Linked DNA regions of Homo sapiens: regions 2, 3 and 4 are each linked to region 1. A link is a loop called in an ENCODE intact Hi-C map of the cell type or tissue named here. Cell type or tissue: CD4-positive, alpha-beta T cell. All regions are shown on one strand.

What was found. Hi-C counts contacts between places; a loop is a spot of excess contacts. Peaks named below come from ENCODE experiments on the same cell type or tissue, not always from the same donor. Only the 100,000 strongest peaks of a DNase experiment are listed, where the experiment ranks them.
Region 2: a loop joins it to region 1, with 4 times the contacts of the local background. A loop is called at or near these places in 4 of 110 quality-filtered maps.
Region 3: a loop joins it to region 1, with 2.9 times the contacts of the local background. A loop is called at or near these places in 3 of 110 quality-filtered maps.
Region 4: a loop joins it to region 1, with 2.6 times the contacts of the local background. A loop is called at or near these places in 21 of 110 quality-filtered maps.

The regions. Positions count from the first base shown.
Region 1 is chr2:195,936,097-195,941,096 of GRCh38, reverse strand. It overlaps DNAH7 (dynein axonemal heavy chain 7), which reads left to right. Exons shown (of 65, transcript NM_018897.3): 20 at 4,305-4,498. Among named protein-coding and RNA genes, the nearest start is that of DNAH7, 130 kb to the left of the region's middle. In CD4-positive, alpha-beta T cell, no CTCF peak of the experiment used is centred here; a DNase peak (open chromatin) is centred at 2,676.
Region 2 is chr2:194,543,100-194,548,099 of GRCh38, reverse strand. No RefSeq gene overlaps it. Among named protein-coding and RNA genes, the nearest start is that of LINC01790, 180 kb to the left of the region's middle. In CD4-positive, alpha-beta T cell, no CTCF peak of the experiment used is centred here; no DNase peak of the experiment used is centred here.
Region 3 is chr2:195,402,866-195,407,865 of GRCh38, reverse strand. No RefSeq gene overlaps it. Among named protein-coding and RNA genes, the nearest start is that of LINC01825, 130 kb to the left of the region's middle. In CD4-positive, alpha-beta T cell, a CTCF peak has its summit at 3,023; no DNase peak of the experiment used is centred here.
Region 4 is chr2:195,673,016-195,678,015 of GRCh38, reverse strand. All of the region lies in intron 1 of SLC39A10 (solute carrier family 39 member 10), which reads right to left. Among named protein-coding and RNA genes, the nearest start is that of SLC39A10, 18 kb to the right of the region's middle. In CD4-positive, alpha-beta T cell, no CTCF peak of the experiment used is centred here; no DNase peak of the experiment used is centred here.

The sequences.
Region 1 (5,000 bases):
TGAATAGTACCGCAATAAACATACGTGTGCTTGTGGCTTTATGGTAGAATGATTTATAATCCTTTGGGTATATACCTAGTAATGGGATTGCTGGGTCAAATGGTATTTCTGATCCTAGATCTTTGAGGAATCGCCACACTGTCTTCCACAATGGTTGAACTAATTTACACTCCCACCAACAGTGTAAAAGCGTTCCTATTTCTCCACATCTTCTCCAGCATCTGTTGTTTCCTGACTTTTTAATGATTGGCATTCTAACTGGCATGAGATGGTATCTCATTGTGGTTTTGATTTGCATTTCTCTAATAACAAGTGATGATGAGCTTTTTTTCATAGGTTTGTTGGCCACATAAATGTCTTCTTTTGAGAAGTGTGTGTTTATATCCTTCACCCACTTTTTGATGGGGTTGGTTTTTTTTTTAATTGGCTTAAGTTCCTTGTAGATTCTGGATATTAGCCCTTTGTCAGATGGATAGATTGCAAAAATGTTCTCCCATTCTGTAGGTTGCCTGTTCACTCTGATGATAGTTTATTTTGCTGTGCAGAAGCTCTTTAGTTTAATTATATCCCATTTGTCAATTTTGGCTTGTGTTGCCATTGCTTTTGGTGTTTTAGCCAATGAAGTCTTTGCCCATGCCTGTATCCTGAATGGTATTGCCTAGGTTTTCTTTTTCTAGGGTTTTTATGGTTTTAAGTTTTACAATTAAGTCTTTAACCAATCTTGAGTTAATTTTTGTGTAAGGTGTAAGGAAGGGGTCCAGTTTCTGTTTTCTGCATGTGGCTAGCCAGTTTTCTCAGCACCATTTGTTAAATAGGGATTTTTTTCCCAATTGCTTGTTTTTATCAGGTTTGTCAAAGATCAGATGGTTGTAGATGTGTGGTGTGATTTCTGAGGTCTCTGTTCTGTTCCATTGGTCTATATATCTGTTTTGGTACCAGTACCATGCTGTTTTGGTTACTGTAGCCTTGTAGTATAGTTTGAAGTCAGGTAGCATGATGCCTCCAGCTTTGTTCTTTTTGCTTAGGATTGTTTTGGCTATAAGGGCTCTTTTCTGGTTCCATGTGAAATTTAAAGTAGTTTCTTCTAATTCTGCAAAGAAAGTCAGTGGTAGCTTGAGGGGAATAGCATTGAATCTATAAATTACTTTGGGCAGTATGGCCAGTTTCATGATATTGATCCTTCCTATCCATGAGCATGGAATTTTTTTCCATTTGTTTGTGTTCTCTCTTATTTCTTTGAGCAGTGACAAAACCGTATTTTCTATGAAACTTCCTAGTAGCAGAAATGAGAAAGCTCTCTATATACTCAATGTTTCGGGCCCCTGATATCACATTCATTTGGTTTAGAAATGTAAACCTAGTAGATCATCACTAGAGCTGATGAGATTGGTGGGTGGTTGTGAAGTAAAAGAAGACACTTAAAAATTGTCAGTCAGTGTTCTTTTAACCAAAAAAATGACAATTAATAATTCAATTCTTCCCCTTTAGGAGACAGAAAGTAATTAAAGTGTCAAAGAAGTCATACTAAGATTCAAATTTCTAGTAGCTTCCTGTTACAACATCTTATTGCTATGTTCTGAGGACATAGCTATGAAGTACCAGCCTTCTGTGACATGGAGGCTTGTACATTCCTTGAGTTTCCCTGTATGAGCCCAAGTGCAGTTCATCCTGCATTTGCTGAAGCACTCAACATGGAATGGTGACTCTGTACCAGGATTTGATGGCGATTCTTAGAGGAATTTAAAGTCAGTGTTATTTTACTATGATAAATACCTTTCTTGAAGGATGGAAGATTATAAAATGTTCATTTTAACTCCATAAAACATGGAGTGATGTAAATGCTTCATTTTCCCCTTTCCCCAGAGTCAATCCTTCCCCACCTGCACTCTTTCTAACAGACAATTTTGGGGTGAGGAGAAGGAAAGGGGGAGTAAAAGGGTCGCTTCAAGTGTCTGTGTGTTTTAGACACCATATTAGTCACTTCAAATACATTATCTAATTTAGTCCTCATACCGATTTTGAGAGAGGGCTTTTATCCCCATTTTCAAGATAATAAAAAAGGGACTCAGATTAAGCAGATGATCTAAGGTCGCACAGGTAGTGGGGAATAGAGTGTGGACAGACACCAAGTCTGTTCAACTTGGGCCCCTTTCTTTATCTGATACAGTCTTTATTATGTTTGTCTTCTCACTGGGAGAGAGTAAAGGTAGTTGAGTTGCCAGTCATAAGATGATTACTTTTATTTTAAAATCTTAAATCCATATACAAAGATACATAGATTATTGCCTGTGTTCATTTAAAAGTAGCATATTTGGTTCAGAGTTATTAAGCTAATCTGGTTAAATAGGTTTGACCCTGGAAATTCAATAATAAAAAAAGTTTACCTGAATGCTCTTTCCATGGTTTGTTGTTGTTTGTTTGTTATTTTGGCAATTATAATATTTAGCAAATGGAATATACTGGTTTAAATAACTGAGTTTTTAGCTTTCAAATCTTAGATTAAGAATGGAAACATTGCAATAATTTTTTTGGTTGAGAATAACAAATACTGTTCATGTGTGAAAGGAGTTTTTTACATTTATTAGCCACAATTCAGCTTTTTTCCCCAAACAAATACAGGCATACTTTTCCAGAAGGTGGCACTCTAAGAACATTATTTTGATATTTGGATTTAGGCGAACATGATGGCCTGAGTCTGTTATGCTGTGTGTGTTTGTGTGTGTGTGTGTGTGTGTGTGTGTGTGTGTGTGTGAATGTCTATTTGAAACATAAAACAAGAAGCATAATAAAATTCCTTTTAAAAATTATGCACCTTTAAAGATAAATTGATCTAATTATATTATATGATTTATATATTCATGTTTTATTGAGGAAACAAGTAATGATAATTATTTTCTTTGATTAAATTGCTGTTTCCAAATTGCATTGTTGTAATCCAAAAAAAGCAAAAATTGTATCTTTCCTTTTCAGACACATTCAAAGTATGTTCACAAAAACATACTTTAGAGACTCCTGCAATTGAATAAAATTCCTATAGGAAAAAATTTACTGGTTACATTTTTGGTTATCTCTCAGTCATGGCTAAATACCAAAAATATCTAATTAGTTAATCTTGAAATTTAGTATTTAGTTTTTAACAATATTCTCTTGATTTAATTTCATATAAATTTCCTAAAATGCCCTGTTACATTAATAAATGTCTGGTGTATTTTCATGAGGTGTGCTACTTGGCGATTGAAATCTCTGTTGTGTTAGCACCTTTTTTGTTTTTTCAACACCTTCAAGCTTATTAAGTAAAGAACTTTCCTTACATTGTCAATGATGTCAGTGGTGAACACTGACTTTGGAATTATAAGACCAAGAATAGACCCAGATGACATCAACCATGTGTTAAAGAAAAAAAAGTAAAAAGAATTCTATTTCAACTATATCTAGGCTGTATTTTTATATGTATTTCTAAAGATTTTCATAAACTTGGTGGTTACTGTATAGATATTTTGAGAAATCAATAAACTCTATTTACTTTTTTTAAAAAATATGAGTTCTTTAAGATCAGCTTTTGGTTATAATTCTTATTTTGAATACACAGGATAAAAGAAAGCTCTTTTAAAAATATTTGATTGTGTTTGAATCACTTTAAAGCAAACAGCTCACAGTGACACTTTCAAGTGAGAATGTTCACCATGCCTTAAAGGTGGAACAGTCTGTCTCTAGAGAGTTCAGGAAGAGCACACCTTGAACTTCAGTCCTTCAGCAAGAAGTGTTATAAAGTAGTTTCAAGGGTCATTGTTTACAATGTAAGATCTTCTTAGAAAGCTTTCTTCCTCATTTCCTCAACCCTTACTTTTTTCTCTGTAGTTATAAAACAGGGATTCTGTTATGTTATTATTATTCATAACAATAAAATTCAAAATAATAATTATAATGATGACTTATTGTTTAGAATTCTTTTCCTCAAAGAATAAAATACAAAAGAAAATATCTCATACCAGTTTGTTTCCACTGTCCTTCTTGTGAGTTCAGGCAGTGTTCTCTCTCTCTCATTTTCTGTTTCTTACACTTCTCAACTTAGAATGAGAATCGTTATGAACAGGGCTGAGGATTAAATCAATGTGACTTTTACAGAATCAGAGAGGCCAAGTAGACCTAGAATATGCAAGACTACTTTTAAAAAACAAATACTCCCCTTAAAATTTACATAACCTTTGTTTGATTACAAACATATAATCTCAAATATAATATGAATATAAATAGAGTTAGTATCTAATATTTTTGAATTGAGTGTTTTTTATTTTTATTTTTAGGATAAACATGTTCTGACAGTTGTAACCATTGACAGAATGCTGGAAAGGCTGAAAAAATCTAATGAACTTTTGGAGCTCATTCTTAAAGGACTTAATGAATATTTGGAAAAGAAACGCCTCTTTTTCCCCAGATTCTTTTTTTTGTCCAATGATGAACTTCTTGAGATACTATCTGAGACTAAAGATCCCACTAGGTAAGTAATTTACATGTAGAATACATGACTAAATTTATCTGCTTAAACTTAATTTTTAGAACAAAGTAGAACATAAATATATATAATCATGTTTATATAATATTTTTTCTACAAGAATGTTCCAAGTATTATATAATCAACTTTGGATAATTATTAAAAATGTAACTAGTATCACTGAATGAACCGTGGAATCGTTTTCTTTTTTTGTTTGTTTTTTTGTTTTTGAGATGGAGTTTCACTCTTGTTTCCCAGGCTGGAGTGCAATGGCGCGACCTTGGCTCACTGCAACCTCCGCCTCCCAGGTTCAAGTGATTCTTCTGCCTCAGCTTCCCGAGTAGCTGGGATTACAGGCGTGCGCCACCATGCCCAGCTAATTTTGGTATTTTTAGTAGGGACAGGGTTTCACCATGTTGGCCAGGCTGGTCTTGAACTCCTGATCTCAAGTGATCCACCTGCCTCGGCCTCCCAAAGTGCTGGGATTACAGGCGTGAGCCACCGTGCC
Region 2 (5,000 bases), 1.4 Mb after region 1:
TTGTAAGTACATGTTTGTTTGTGTTGTGTAACTACTCCACTAGGCGGTAAGCTTCATGAAGGCACGAACTTTGTCCTTTCCGCATATATTGTTCACCTTGCACCAAGCTCAGTACACATGGTCACTCATTTGATATTTTCAGAATAAAAGAATTAATATTCTGGGATGTGCAATGAATTACTAGAATATTGACTTTCTCGGCCGGGCGCGGTGGCTCACGCCTGTAATCCCAGCACTTTGGGAGGCCGAGACGGGCGGATCACGAGGTCAGGAGATCGAGACCATCCTGGCTAACATGGGGAAACCCCGTCTCTACTAAAAATACAAAAAAATTAGGCAAGCATGGTGGCGGGCGCCTGTAGTCCCAGCTACTCGGGAGGCTGAGGCAGGAGAATGGCATGAACCCGGGAGGCGGAGCTTGCAGTGAGCCGAGATCGCGCCACTGCACTCCAGCCTGGGCGACAGAGCGAGACTCCGTTTCAAAAAATAATAATAATAATAATAATAATAATTGAATTTCTCAATAATGACACAAAATCATGTTTCAAATATTTTATGTTTGCTATAGATTATAAAATCATGTTTCATAAGGTCATGTTTCAAATAATGATTTTACTGTATATACAGTATTCTGCAGTTTTTCTCATTGTTATATGTTAAACATTTCTCAGGGGAAATTTTATTGAACACTATTATATGTAAAATATACTTTGTGATATGTCAGAAATTCCTTCTTAGTCAAAACAATTGTATGATTAAGATAATGAAAGTTTTTGTAGGTCATAAAACTATGGCTTATAGAGATTAAGTAATAAGCTTAACATTACATAGCTAGCAAATAGCTGTGTTGAAATATGAATCCAGTTCTGACTTAAACATCCATGTTCTTTGCCAGTAAGCTACAAGGTTCCATGTTAGCAGTGAGTATCACATCTCTGACTGAAAGGAGTGAGTTTAAGATCTCGAGTTTTTATTTTTTTACACATTTCCTAAATTTTTCTTAATGGTTAAATATTACGTTTTATTTCAGGAGGAAATAAGTGTTGACTAAAAAAAAAAAAAAAAAAAAAAAAACCTAAATTTTGTGTAAAATAATAATGATATTGTTAGATTTTAGATGTTTTTACCCTCCTTATGAAGACCGACATTTTAAAGTCTGTTGGTGGTATTACTTAGCTTAATTGTCCTTCTGTATCATTTGACATAAATTTAAAAAGACCAAATCATTTTAAGGATCCTCGTTCAGTTAGCTTTATCAATATTTTTTAAATTTCGAAATATTTATGTGTAGAAGACTATTAGGAAGTTTATTACATGAAGCATATTAATCAAGAATTCAAAAATGTACGCTTTAGTCACATAAATGGATTATTCATTTTAAATACATAGTTTGTGCATTTGAATTTATGAAAATGTTCCTAATATAGAATTAAAAGCCATTGTAGGTGGACATTAATCTATAGTAATTAGATTTGTTTTGTGCAGTGTTATACGTTAGCAATATTGAAATTTGTTTCTGTGTATTTTATTTATTTTACTGTGTTATGAATATATAATATCTCTACCAATTTATGGGGTACATGTGATATTTTGTTACATGTGTAAAATATGTAATGATTATGTCAGGGTATCTGAAGTGTCCATCAACTTGAAAATTTATGATTTCTATGTGTTGAAGACATTTTAAGTCCTCTCTTCTAGCTATTTTGAAACATACAACACATTGTTGTTAATTGTACTCATCCTACTAATCTATCAAACGCTATGTCTTATTTTTTCTGTCTAACCCTTCCTGGTAACCTGTTCACTCTCTGGTAACCAACAATCTATTCTCTAACTTCATGAGATCCACTTTTCTTAGCTCCCACATATGAGAGGGAACATGTGATATTTTTCTTTTTCTGCCTGGCTTATTTCATTTAACATAGTGACCTCTAGTGTTACAAGCATTGAAAATGACATGATTTTATTCTTTTTTAAAGTATTCTAATGTATATACATACCACATTTTCCTAAACCATTCATTCATTTCTGAACACTTAGACTGATCTATATCTTTGCTGTTATGAATAGGGCTTCAACAAAAATGGGAATGTAGGTATCTATTTGATATACTGACTTTTTTTCATTTGGATAAATACCTTGTAATGGGATTGCTGGATCATATGGCAGTTCTAGTTTTTGGTTTTTTTATTTTTTTTTAAATCCATACTATTTTTCATAGTGGTTGTACTAATTTACTTTCCCATCAATAGTGTGTAAGAGTTACCTGTTCTCCATATTCTTACTAGTCACTTTTATTTTCTTTTTAATAATTGCCATTCTAACTGGGATAAGATGCTATCTTGTGGTTTTTGATTTGCATTTCTCTGATGACTGTTGATGTTGATGATGTTTTTTCATGTCCTTGTGGGTGATTTGTATGTCTTCTTTTGAAAAAATGTCTATTCATGTCCTTTGCCTGCTTTGTAATGAGATCATTCCTTTTCTTTTTTGCTATTGAGTTGCTTGAGTTCCTTGCATGTTCTGGATGATAGTCCTTTGCTGGATGAATAGTTTGCAAATATTTTCTCCAATTTAACCTGCTGTTTCTTTACTCTCTGATTGTTTCCTTTGCTGTGCAGAGGCTTTTTAGTTTGATATAGTACCATTTATCTATTTTTTGGAGGGTGGCTGTATTTTTAAGGTCTTAGCCATACATTATTTGTCTAGATCACTGTTCTGAACTCTTTCACCTATTTCTCTTATGGTAGTTTTATAATTTTGGTCCCTCTAAAATTATAATTCATATTGAGTTGATTTTCTTATATGATGACAAAGGAGGGTCCATTTTCATTCTTTTTCACATGGATATCTAATTTTACTAGCACCACTTACTGAAGAAGGTTTTCTTTTCTCAAGGTATCTTCTTGATGTCTTTGTCAAAAATCAGTTGGCTATAAATATGTAGATTTATTTATAGGTTCTCCTAGATAATGTCCCATGTGCTGAGGAGAATAATGTGCCTTGTGTAGCTGTTATAATAAATGCTCTGTATATGTCTGTTAGGTACATTTTGTCTAAAGTACTGTTTAAAGCCAATGTTTCTTTGTTAATTTTCTCTCTCTTTTTTTAAAATTATACTTAAGTTCTGGGATACATGTGCAGAAGGTGCAAGTTTGTTACAAAGGTATACATGTGCCATGGTGGTTTGCTGCACCCATCAACCCATCATCTGCATTAGGTATTTCTCTTAATGTTATCCCTTCTCTTGCCCCCCACCCCCCAACAGGTCCTGGTGTGTGATATTTCCTCCCTATGTCCATGTGTTCTCATTGTTCAGCTTCCACATATGAGTGAGAACATGTGGTGTTTGGTTTTCTGTTCCTGTATTAGTTTGCTGAGAATGATGGTTTCCAGCTTCATCCATGTCCCTGCAAAAAACATGAACTCCTACTTTTTTATGGCAGCATAGTATTCCATGGTGTATCTGTGTCTCATTTTCTTTATCCAATTTAACATTGATGGGCATTTAAGTTGGTCCCAGGTCTTTGCTGCTGTGAATAGCGCTGCAGTAAACATATGTGTGCATGGGTCTTTATAGTAGAATGATTTATAATCCTTTGGGTATATACCCAGTAATGGGATTGCTGGGTCAAATGGTATTTCTATTTCTAGATCTTTAAGGAATAGCCACACTGTCTTCCACAATGGTTGAACTAATTTACACTCCCAGCAACAGTGTAAAAGTGTTCCTATTTCTCCACATCCTCCCAGCATCTGTTGTTTCATGATTTTTTAATGATCACCATTCTAACTGGCATGAGATGATATCTCATTGTAGTTTTAATCTGCATTTCTCTATGACCAGCGATGATAAGCTTCTTTTTAAAATATATGTTTGTTGGCCGGATAAATGTCTTCTTTTGGGAGGTGTCTGTTCATATCCTTTGCCCACTTTTTGATGGAGTTGTTTGCTTTTTCTTGTAAATTTGTTTAACTTCCGTGTAGATTCTGGATATTAGCCCTTTGTCAGATGGATAGATTGCAAAAATGTTCTCCCATTCTGTAGGTTGCCTGTTCAGTCTGATGATAGTTTTGTTTTGTTTTGTTTTTGTTTTTGTTTTTGCTGTGCAGAAGCGCTTTAGTTTAATTACATCCCATTTGTCAATTTTGGCTTTTGTTGCAATTGGTTTTGGTTTTTTACTAATGAAGTGTTTGCCCATGCCTATGTCCTGAATGGTATTGCTTAGATTTCCTTCTAGGGTTTTTATGGTTTTAGGTCTTACATTTAAATCTTTAATCCATCCTGAGTTAATTTTTGTATATGGTGTAAAAAAGGGGTCCAGTTTCAGTTTTCAGCATATGGCTAGCCAGTTTTCCCAACACCATTTATTAAATAGGGAATCCTTTTTTCATTGTTTGTTTTTGTCAGGTTTGTCAAAGATCAGATGATTGTAGATGCTCAGCATTATTTCTGAGGCCTCTCTTCTGTTCCATTGGTCTCTATATATCTCTTTTTGTACCAGTACCATGCTGTTTTGGTTACTGTAGCCTTGTAGTATAGTTTGAAGTCACGTAGCATGATGCCTCCAGTTTTGTTCTTTTTGCTTAGGATTGTCTGAGCTATATGGGCTTTTTTTGGTTCCACATAAAATTTAAAGTAGTTTTTTTCTAATTCTGTGAAGAAAGTCAGTGGTAGTTTGATGGGAATAGCATTGAATCTATGAATTACTTTGGGCAGTATGGCCGTTTTCACAGTATTGATTCTTCCTATCCATGAGCATGGATTGTTTTTCCATTTGTTTGTGTCCTCTCTTATTTTCTTGAATAGTGATTTCTAGTTCTCCTTGAAGAAGTCCTTCACATCACTTGTAAGTTGTATTCCTAGGCATTTTATTCTCTTTGTAGCAATTGTGAATGGGAGTTCGCACATGATTTGGCTCTCTGTTTGTCTATTATTTTTATATAGGAATGTTTGTGATTTTTGCACATTGATTTTGTATCCTGAGACTTTGCTG
Region 3 (5,000 bases), 530 kb after region 1:
GTTTGCAGATTTTCACTTCTGTGCTGCCTCAAGATTATGGTCAGTGAGCGAAAGGAAAGAAACATTGGCTAAGCAGTCAGGCAGGGGCTTCCCTTGACCACCCTCTACTCCACTTATTGTGGATCCTTTTCCAGGTGTTATTAATATTTGGGGCTACTTGTTCCCATGATCTCTTCACTCATCCCTCTGCCCAGCTTTAAGAGCAGGTAGACAAGAGGTAGATCACAGTATAAAACTATTTGTGCTTAAGATTTAGTTGAGTAAATTATATAATCTACGTAAAGATAAGCATTTCCAAATTCTGACCTCCAGAACATATAAGAACTGGAGTTTAAACTGACACTGTACTTAGAGCTAAAGACCTAGTGTGCGAGTGGGTTTGAATACCCTTCCTGCTGAGGCTGAACTCTGGAGTAGCTGGGTGGCCTTGACTGCTGCTGCAGTTTTGAAATTGTAACCGTATTTAACCTAGTGTAGGTCCACAGTGCAGTGAAATCGTTTAGGATGAGAATGAGGCAGTTGCTTGAATGCCGTATTTTCTATTTTCTGATTGTGAAAGTTTATCTTTCTTTTGTTTGAGAAAGAGTCTTACTCTCTCGCCCAGGCTGGAGTGTAGTGAGATCTCTGCTCACTGCAATGTCTCCTGGGCTCAAGCGATCCTCCCACCTCAGCCTTCCAAATAGCTGGGACTACAGGTGTATGCCACTACACCCAGCTAATTTTTGTGTTTTTTGTAAAGACAGGGTTTCACCCTGTTGCCCAGGCTGGTCTCGAACTCCTGGGCTCGAGAGATTCGCCCACCTCGGCCTCCCAAAGTGCTAGGATTACAGGGATGAGTCATCGTGCGTGGCCTGAAAGTATATCTTTCTTTGTAACATATAGGTGGTTTCCTAGATATCTTTTGAATGATAGCCTGTTAGCTGACCACAAATGTTAAACTCTAATGAATTCATGTTATCCAAAGTTGTCTTAAAAACAGTGAAGTGAGAAAAAAATTAGAAAAATCATTTCATAAAAATTATGACAAATGTTCTGGGCCAGAGAAAATATTTGGACTTCAGATATATGGCAACTGGGTTATAAATTTTTTTTCTGGCTTTAATCCATGTACACATAGTTAAGAAAATAAAATTAATTTCAGAGCCAACCTTTGAATTTAAAATTTATCTTCTCCTTAGCCTTATCTTCGCCTCATCCAAATTATAACAAAACTTTATACTACTTTAAGTAGTAGAATGTTCAAATGGTTGGTAAACAAGACTCTGGATTATATGAAAACAGAAGGAAGAAAAGGTGAAATATATTTAAAGGTTAAATTCTTGGAATAACTCTCTTTTGATTTGGCAATTCTGATGTAATGAGTACCAAAAATGAGTCTGATTCAGGTACTCTGAAAATTAATTTTCAAGAAAACTGGATTGAGAGCATATTATACACTTTAATGCTACTTAATTAATATTTGCCTCATATTGTGCTGTTATTGCAGTTATATAGCCCATGACACTGATCATAATAATGATAATAATAAATAATAATAATGGGTCCTTCAATAAATATTTACTGAACACTTATTATTTTCTAGATAGTGTTCTAGGTGTTAGGAATACAGCAGTAAAGAAAAACACAAGCTCTGGCTCTCAAGGGGTTTACCTGTGACAGAAAATAAACAAAATAGAGAAACAAATCAGTAAGTAATATGTCAGAAGCTGACAAGTTTAGGTAGAAAAGCTAAGTGAGTGGAAATAGGGCATTGCTCTGTGACATTGAAAGAGAGTAGGAAGGGACATGGTATTTATTGAGTTTGCTGTATTTGTCAGGTGTTTTGTTTATTTTTTCTTGTTAACCCTCAGAACTCAGAGGTGCATTTGTTTATATATGCCAAAACTAAGACCCATACAGATGAAATGATTTGCCCAAGGTCTCAGAAATAGCAACTGTTCAAGTCAGAATCAAACTCAGGTCTTACTAACTCTGCTCTACCATACAGTTTTTCTTACCTTCCCCATGATCCAGGTATTTAATGAGTGAATTTTTTTTATTAGCACTTTTCAATACACAAAGTATATTTCTATTCACACTCGGATTTAATTTTTGTAATATCTTAATGAAATAGGTGGTAGCATCAGCCTGACCCCTCAGAGGGATAAAATGATTTCCCCAAGTTAGAAAGTGGCATATCCACAAGTCTTTGACTCCAAAGCCTTTGCCCTTTCTATAAGCTAGAGGCCAAGCTAGAGGAGATATACCTTGGTGTTCAGAAGAATGGCCTCTTGAGCTGAAAGACTGGCATTTGAATCCCAGTTCCAAAACTTCATAGCTTTTTGGCCTTGAGATTTTAAAAACTCTAAGCTTCAGTTTTCTCCTATGTAAAATGAGAGTAACAATAATGTTTAACCTATGAGAATGAGTCAACACATCTAAAGCACTTACAACAGTTCCTGGAGCATAGTCAGTGGTACACAAAAATTAGATGTTAATATAATGTTGGAGAGATGAAACTAACATAATTGTCATATGTGCTTCCATATAATTTTAAAATGATGTGGTTTGGCAATAATTACAGCAGAAGTTCAGGCAATTGGGATGACCTACACAGGCACATGAACTTCTAGTTCCCAGGAGTCTTTTCAAAGGCCCCTATGGATATCTCCTTCCCAGCTTTTCCTTGTAAGCTTTTTGATTAGTCTATTGTTTGTCTCAAATCTTTTAAATAAAATTAATCTTTAGTTAGACAAATACAGGTTGTATATTTTTACGGTATACAACACAGGGTCTTGAAATATGTATACATTGTGGAATGACTAATTCAAAATAATGAACATATGCATTACCTCACATTTTGTGTGTGTGTGGTGAGAATACTTAAAATCTACTCTCAGCAATTTTCGAGTATGCAATAGATTTTTAATAACTATAGTCATTGTAGTATTGTACAATAGATCTCTTTGAAATAATTCCTCCTAACTGAAGTTCTGAATCCTTTGGCCAACATCTCCCCAATCTCTATCCTCAGTCGCCCCCTGCAGCCCCTAATAACCACCACTCTAATCTCTGCTTCTATAAATTTGACTTTTAGATTTCATATAGAAGTGAGATCATTTGTCTTTCTGTGCTTGGCTTATTTCCCTTGGCATAATGTCCTCCAGGTTAACCCATGTTGTCACAAATGAGAGGACTTCCTTCACTGTGGATATACACACATTTAAAAAATCTATCCATTTGTTGATTGATACTTAGGTTGATATATTGGCTGTTGTGAATAATGTTGCATTGAACATGGGAGTGCAGATATCTCTTTGACATACTGATTTTTATTTCCTTTGGATATATGCCCAGTAATGGGATAGCTGGATCATAGGGTAGTTCTATTTTTAGTTTTTTGAGGAAACTCTATACTGTTTTCATAATGGGCATACATACTAATTTACATTCCCATCAACAGTGTACAAAGTTTCCTTTTCTCTACATCCTCTCCACCACTTGTTATTTCTGATTTTATTTTTTGATAATAGCCATTCTAACAGACGAGAAGTGATAGCTCATTGTGGTGTTAAACTCCATGTCCACCCCAGTAGACCAAGGCTCCAGGCTTAACCCCATGGACCCAGGCATGTGGCCTTCCAACTTGCTGACCCAAGTACCAGGCAAGCCTGCCTGAAGGATCTAGCAGCAAACCTGTTCACTGACCATACCAGATGGCCAGCCCAGAATTTCTGGATGGACTGACTGGGAAAGGACTTTCCCCGATGAAGCCAGTCTTTAAATATTAAAATAAATGCCTACTTCTTCAAATGGGCAGCACCAAAGCATGCCTGCAAGGATCAGAAATGTGGTGTCAAAGGAACAAAATAACCAACCTTAAAGAAATGAATATTTGTAAACTTCCTGACAAAGAATTCAAAACAATCATCTTTAGAAAGCTCAATGTGCTACAAGGGAATACAGATAGACAACTACATAAAATCAGGAAAACAATACATGAACCAAATGAGAATTTCAATAAAGAGATATAAACTATAAAAAGAACCAAACATAAGTTCTGGAGCTAAAGAACACAACTATTGGGCCAGGTATGGTGGCTGACACCTGTAATCCCAGCACTTTGGGAGGCTGAGGTGGTTGGATCACTCGAGTCTAGGAGTTTGAGACCAGCCTGGGCAACGTGGTGAAACCAAGTCTCCACAAAAAATTAAAATGAAAATTAGCCAGGCGTGGTAGCTCACACCTGTGTTTCCAGCTATTCAGGAGGCTGAGGTGGGAGGATTGCTTGAGCCCAGGAAATCAAGGCTGCAGTGAGCTGTGATTGCACCACTGCACTCTAGCCTGGTGACAGAGCTGGACCCTGTCTCAGAAAAAAAAAAAAAAAAAACACAGTTATTAAACTGAAAAATTTCACAGAGAATTTCAACAGCAAACTCCGTCAAACAGAAGAATCAGTGAACTTGAAGATAGGTCATTTGAGGCCAGGTGTAGTGGCTCATGCCTGTAATCCCAGCACTTTGGGAGGCTGAAGTGGGTGGATTGCTTGAGTCCAGGAGTTCAAGACCAGCTTGTGCAACATGCTGAAACTCCTTCTCTAAAAAACAAACAAACAAAAAAATTAGCTGGCCATGGTGGTGTGTACCTGTGGTGGCGTGTGTTTGCGGTCCCACTTACCCTGCCAGCTGAGGTGGGAGGATCACTTGAACGCAGGAGGCTGAGGCTACAGTCAGCTGAGATGGCACCATTGCACTCTAGCCAGGATGACCCAGTGAGACCCTGTCTCAAAACAAACAAACAAACACACAAACAAGATAGGTCATTTGAAACTGCCCAGTCAGAGGAACAAAAAGAAAAAAAGAATGGGGTAAAGAAAACTTACAGGAATTAAAGTACATCATTAAGTCCCAACTCTTATTCAATATCTCAGGCAGCTGCAATGTTGAACAATTGTCTGTGCTTATTTTTGACAAACGTTCCTGGGGAAAAGGCTGTTTGCACAAGATGAGCTCTGAGTCAGG
Region 4 (5,000 bases), 260 kb after region 1:
AGCACTTTGGGAGGCCAAGGCAGGCAGATCACCTGAGGTCAGGAGTTTAAGACAGGCCTAGCAAACATGGTAAAACCATTTTTACTAAAAGTACAAAAATTAGCCAGGCGTGGTGGCATGTGCCTGTAAGCCCAGCTACTTGGGAGGCTGACACAGGAGAATCACTCGAACCCAGGAGGCAGAGGTTGCAATGAGCCCTGATCGTGCCACTGCACTCCAGCATGGGCAACAGAGACAGACTCTGGTCAAAAAAAAAAAAAAAAAAATCTGATAAAAGCCTAAATGTTAATCAACAACAAAATGATAAATGAAACAGAAAAATCTATCACACAGGAATAAAAATGAAATTACAGCTTCATGCATAGATGAATTTCACAAATATTGGGAAAAAAATGACAAACACCAAAGAAAGCAGTATAATTCTTATATAAAGGTAAAAAGGAATAAAACTAAACTTTGTGGATTTTTTTTTGTTTGTTTTTGAGACAGGATGTCACTGTGACACCCAGGCTAGAGTACAGTGGCGCAATCATAGCTCACTGGAGCCTTAAACTTCCAGGCACAAGAGATCTTCCCACCTTAGCCTTCCAAGTAGCTGTGTGTGCCACCACGCTCAGTTTTAATTTTCTTCTTTTTGGGGTCTTGCTCTATTGTCCAGGCTGGTCTCAAACTCCTAGCCTCAAGCACTCCTCCCAACTCAAATTCCCAAAGTGCTAAGATTGCAGGTGTGAGCTACCATACCTGGCCATGATTACTTTTTGAAAGAGAGATAGAGGGTAATAATTGGGAGAAGACCAGAATGGAGGGGACTGCAAAGTGTAATGGTCTTTCCTGATATCAGTAGTAGTTATGTAAATATGTTTACTTTGTGATAATTCATGGCACTTATGCTCTGTGTACTTTCTGAACACAGTCTATTTCAATACAAAGTTTTATAAAAATCAAATTTTCTTCACTGAAAACCAATCACAAAATGTAATTATAAACAACATTGTATGGTTTCTAGAATTAATTAGAACAAGACATATAAAACCACTAAAAGGAAAAACTTATTAAGATGTTATTGAAGGACAGCAAAGAACTGAAAAACCTGGAGAAACACATCATCTACATGAATAGATGGGATATACTGCATAAGGTACATAAAATCTTCCCAAGTGTATATACAAATTTAACTCAATGCCAGTTAAAATCCTGGTAGCTGTTTAGTTTTGGTGAGACTTCATAAGCACATTCAAAAACTCATAAAAGCAAAAACCCAAGGACAATCAAGACAATTCAGAAGATTAGCAAGGTATTAAAGACTTCTTTTTATAAAATTATACTAACGAAAATAACATAGAACTAGCACAGGGGTAGATAGGCCAGTGGAGTGGAACAGAGTTCTGAAAGAGCATCAATAATATTGACTGTGAAAATGTTTCTTCCTCACACTACACACAAAAGTCAATTCCAAGAACATTAAAAACCTATATGTGAAAAGCAAAATTATCAACAAGTTCTAGAAGAAAATGTAAGAGAATGTCTTTATGTCTTTGGGATAGGGAAATATTTTTTAGGCAAGACACAAAGCACATATCATGATGAAAATTTTTGATTAACTAAATTCTTTAAAAAATACTCTATAATAAAGGACACTATAAAAAAAAAAAAAGCTTATAGGCCAGGCGCTGTGGCAGGCGCCTATAATCCCAGCTACTCAGGAGGCCGAGGCAGGAGAATTGCTTGAACTCGGGAGGTGGAGGTTGCAGTGAGCCAAGATTGTGCCACCACACTTCAGCCTGCCAGCCTGGGAGACACAGCAAGACTCTGTCTCGGTGGCGGCAGGGGAGGGGGAAGCTTATAGCAAGCCATATACTAGAAGATATTTGCAATGTGTATATATAAACAATGTATATAAAACATCAGTATCCAGAGTATATAAAGCACATATAGTAATAAAAAAACTCCACTACTACATAGACAACTATGAAAAGAACATAAAACAGGTTGGTAAAACAGCAACATGATGACTAATAATCTAGGCAATTCAAATCTAGATAAGGCTCTAAGACAGTAACAGGCAAAAATTAGTATCTCACAATACTAGATGTTAAGTAAAGGTCTAATATAAAGAAACAAACTACCTTATGCGTCTGGTGGAAGTATATATTGGTACAGCCATTTTGGAAAGCAACTTGACATTTACTACAGCCAAATATGAACACACTCTACAGCCCCCAAGTTCCATTTTAATTACCCTTGCACTTAGGCACGCAAAGACACATTCAAGAATCCTTACTGGGGCCAGGCATGGTGGCTCACGCCTGTAATCCCAGCACTTTGGGAGGCCGAGGTGGGTGGATCATGAGGTCAGGAGATCGAGTACATCCTGGCTAACACGGTGAAACTCCATCTCTACTGAAGATTCAAAAAAATTAGCCAGGCATGGTGACGGGCGCCTGTAGTACGAGCTACTCGGGAGGCTGAGGAGAATGGCATGAACCCGGGAAGCGCAGCTTGCAGTGAGCTGAGATCACGCCACTGCACTCCAGCCTGGGCGACAGAGCGAGACTATGTCTCAAAAAAAGAGAATCCTTATTACAATATTGTAAATGTTTTTCTAATGTGAACTATTGCAATAACAGAACACTCAACCAAAGTGGGTAAAACAGAGGAAAACTTTCACATAAAAAGAAGTCAGGAGAAATGGGTGATTCTAGGACAGTACCAAAAATCCAAGCACGCTCAAATTTACCCTCAGAGTCCCAAGATAACCTTGCATAATCATATTCAAAACTGGAAGATTTATCTTTTTTAAAATACAATTTTTATTTTTTTTCCTCCTCAGAAATCTTGTTTGGATGGAAGGTTCATCTTCATGTCTCTCTTTTTATCCAGGGAGAAAAATATTTCCCTCAAGCCTCTCTTTACGTATCTTTGATCAGTCAGGTCTCTACCACATGCCCATGCTAAAGCCAATCACTGGTTTACAGTAGTGTATAGTAATGTCCCAGGCCTTCACATTCACTCACTGCCCACTCACTGACTCACTCACAGCTGCTTCCAGTCCTGCAAGCTCCATTCATATTAGTGCCCAACACTGGTGTACCATTTTTAAAATCTTTTATACTGAATTTTTACTGTACCTTTTCTATGTTTAAACATACAAATATTTACTATTGTATCACAACTGCCTACAGTATTCAGTATATCAACAGGTTTGTAGCCTAGAAGCAACTGGCTATACTCTATAGGTAGGTGTATAGCAGGCTACACCATCTAGGTTTGTCTAAGTATACTCTATGATGTTCACACAATGACAAAATCACCTAAGCCTGCACCTCAGAACATACTCAGCATTAAGCAATGCATATGACTGTATGTGGGAGAGGCAATACTCACAGAACATGGGGGAATAAGAGGCCTCAAGAAAAAAGGAGGTAAATAAAGAAAAGCAGGCCGGGTGCAGTGGTTCACACCTATAATCCCAGTACTTTGGGAGGCCGAGGCGGGTGGATCACCTGAGGTCAGGAGTTCAAGACCAGCCTGACCAACATGGTGAAACCCCATCTCTACTAAAACACAAAAATTAGCCAGGCCTGGTGGCGGGTGCCTGTAATCTCAGCTACTCGGGAAGGTGAGGCAGGAGAATCGCTTGGACTCAGGAGGCGGAGGTTGCAGTGAGCCGAGATCATGCCATTGCACTCCAGCCTGGGCAACGAGAACAAAACTCTGTCTCAAAAATAAAATAAAATAAGGAAAAGTGGTCAGCTGTGTAACCATTATGTTGCCTGCTACAACCTAAATGCTCATCATTAGAATAAATAAATATGGTATATTTATTTAAAGATTACACTGCAGTTATAAATGTGACTATGAAGGACTTTGTATTAACATGCAATAATCTCAGAAATATAATTTTTAAAATTGCAAAAAGATACATGCTGTATAATTTACAGACAATCTTAAAACATGCAGAATTACTTATTTGGGGGTATATATTCATGTAGCAAGAGAACATGGGATGATTACATTCTGGAGTCATTATCTTCTCAGAAAGGGAAGGAGGGAAATCAGCTGATAGAGGAAGTACACAGATTTAACTGCATTTGCAGTGTGTTATTTCTTTAAAAAAGGGAAAGGGATCTAATGCAATATGATAAAACATTTAATATTTGTTAAAGCAAGATAATGGGATTCAGGTGCTTGATTATTCTTCTGTGTACTTTTCTATAAATCTGAAAAGATACCACATAACCTGCATCAGTGGTTAATCAAACTGTGGTTGTGAGAGCAGCATAAGCTTGCTAGAAATCTGAAAGGCAAATTCCTGCATCCCACCCAGACCTACTATAACAGAAACATTAGGGATAGGACCCAGCAATGACTTATCCAGCCTTTCTAGTGAGTCTGATGCAAGCTACACAAAATTTGAGAGTGCCTATTTACACATATAAATTAGCAATGACTTATCCAGCCTTTCTAGTGAGTTTGATGCAAGCTAGACAACATTTGAGAGTGCCTATTTATACAAATAAATTACCAAACACTTCCATTTCTCTAAAATGATACTTTGGGCTGGGCACTGTGGCTCACGCCTGCAATTCCAACACTTTGGGAGGCAGAGGTTGGCGGATCTTGAGCGCAAGTTCAAGACCAGCCTGAGCAACATGGCAGAACCCCATCTCTACAAAAAAAATACAAAAAAAATTAGTTGGGCATGGTGGCGTGTCAGAAGCCAAGGTAGGAGGATCATCTGAGCTTGGGTGGTCAAGGCTGCAGTGAGCCCTGATCTTGCCACTGCACTCCAGCCTGGGCAATAAGAGACATTGTCTCAAAATAAATTAATAAATAATAGTTTAGTCAACTGAATGTTATGATCTATCTGAATAAATTAAGTTGAATTATCATATATGGCATATATAGGTTAAGCATTTTTTAAAATAGCCTATAAAACAATTCCAAAGCAGCATTAAGTTTGAGATGTTTTTTAATCTCACAGTCTCATGGATAAAGTC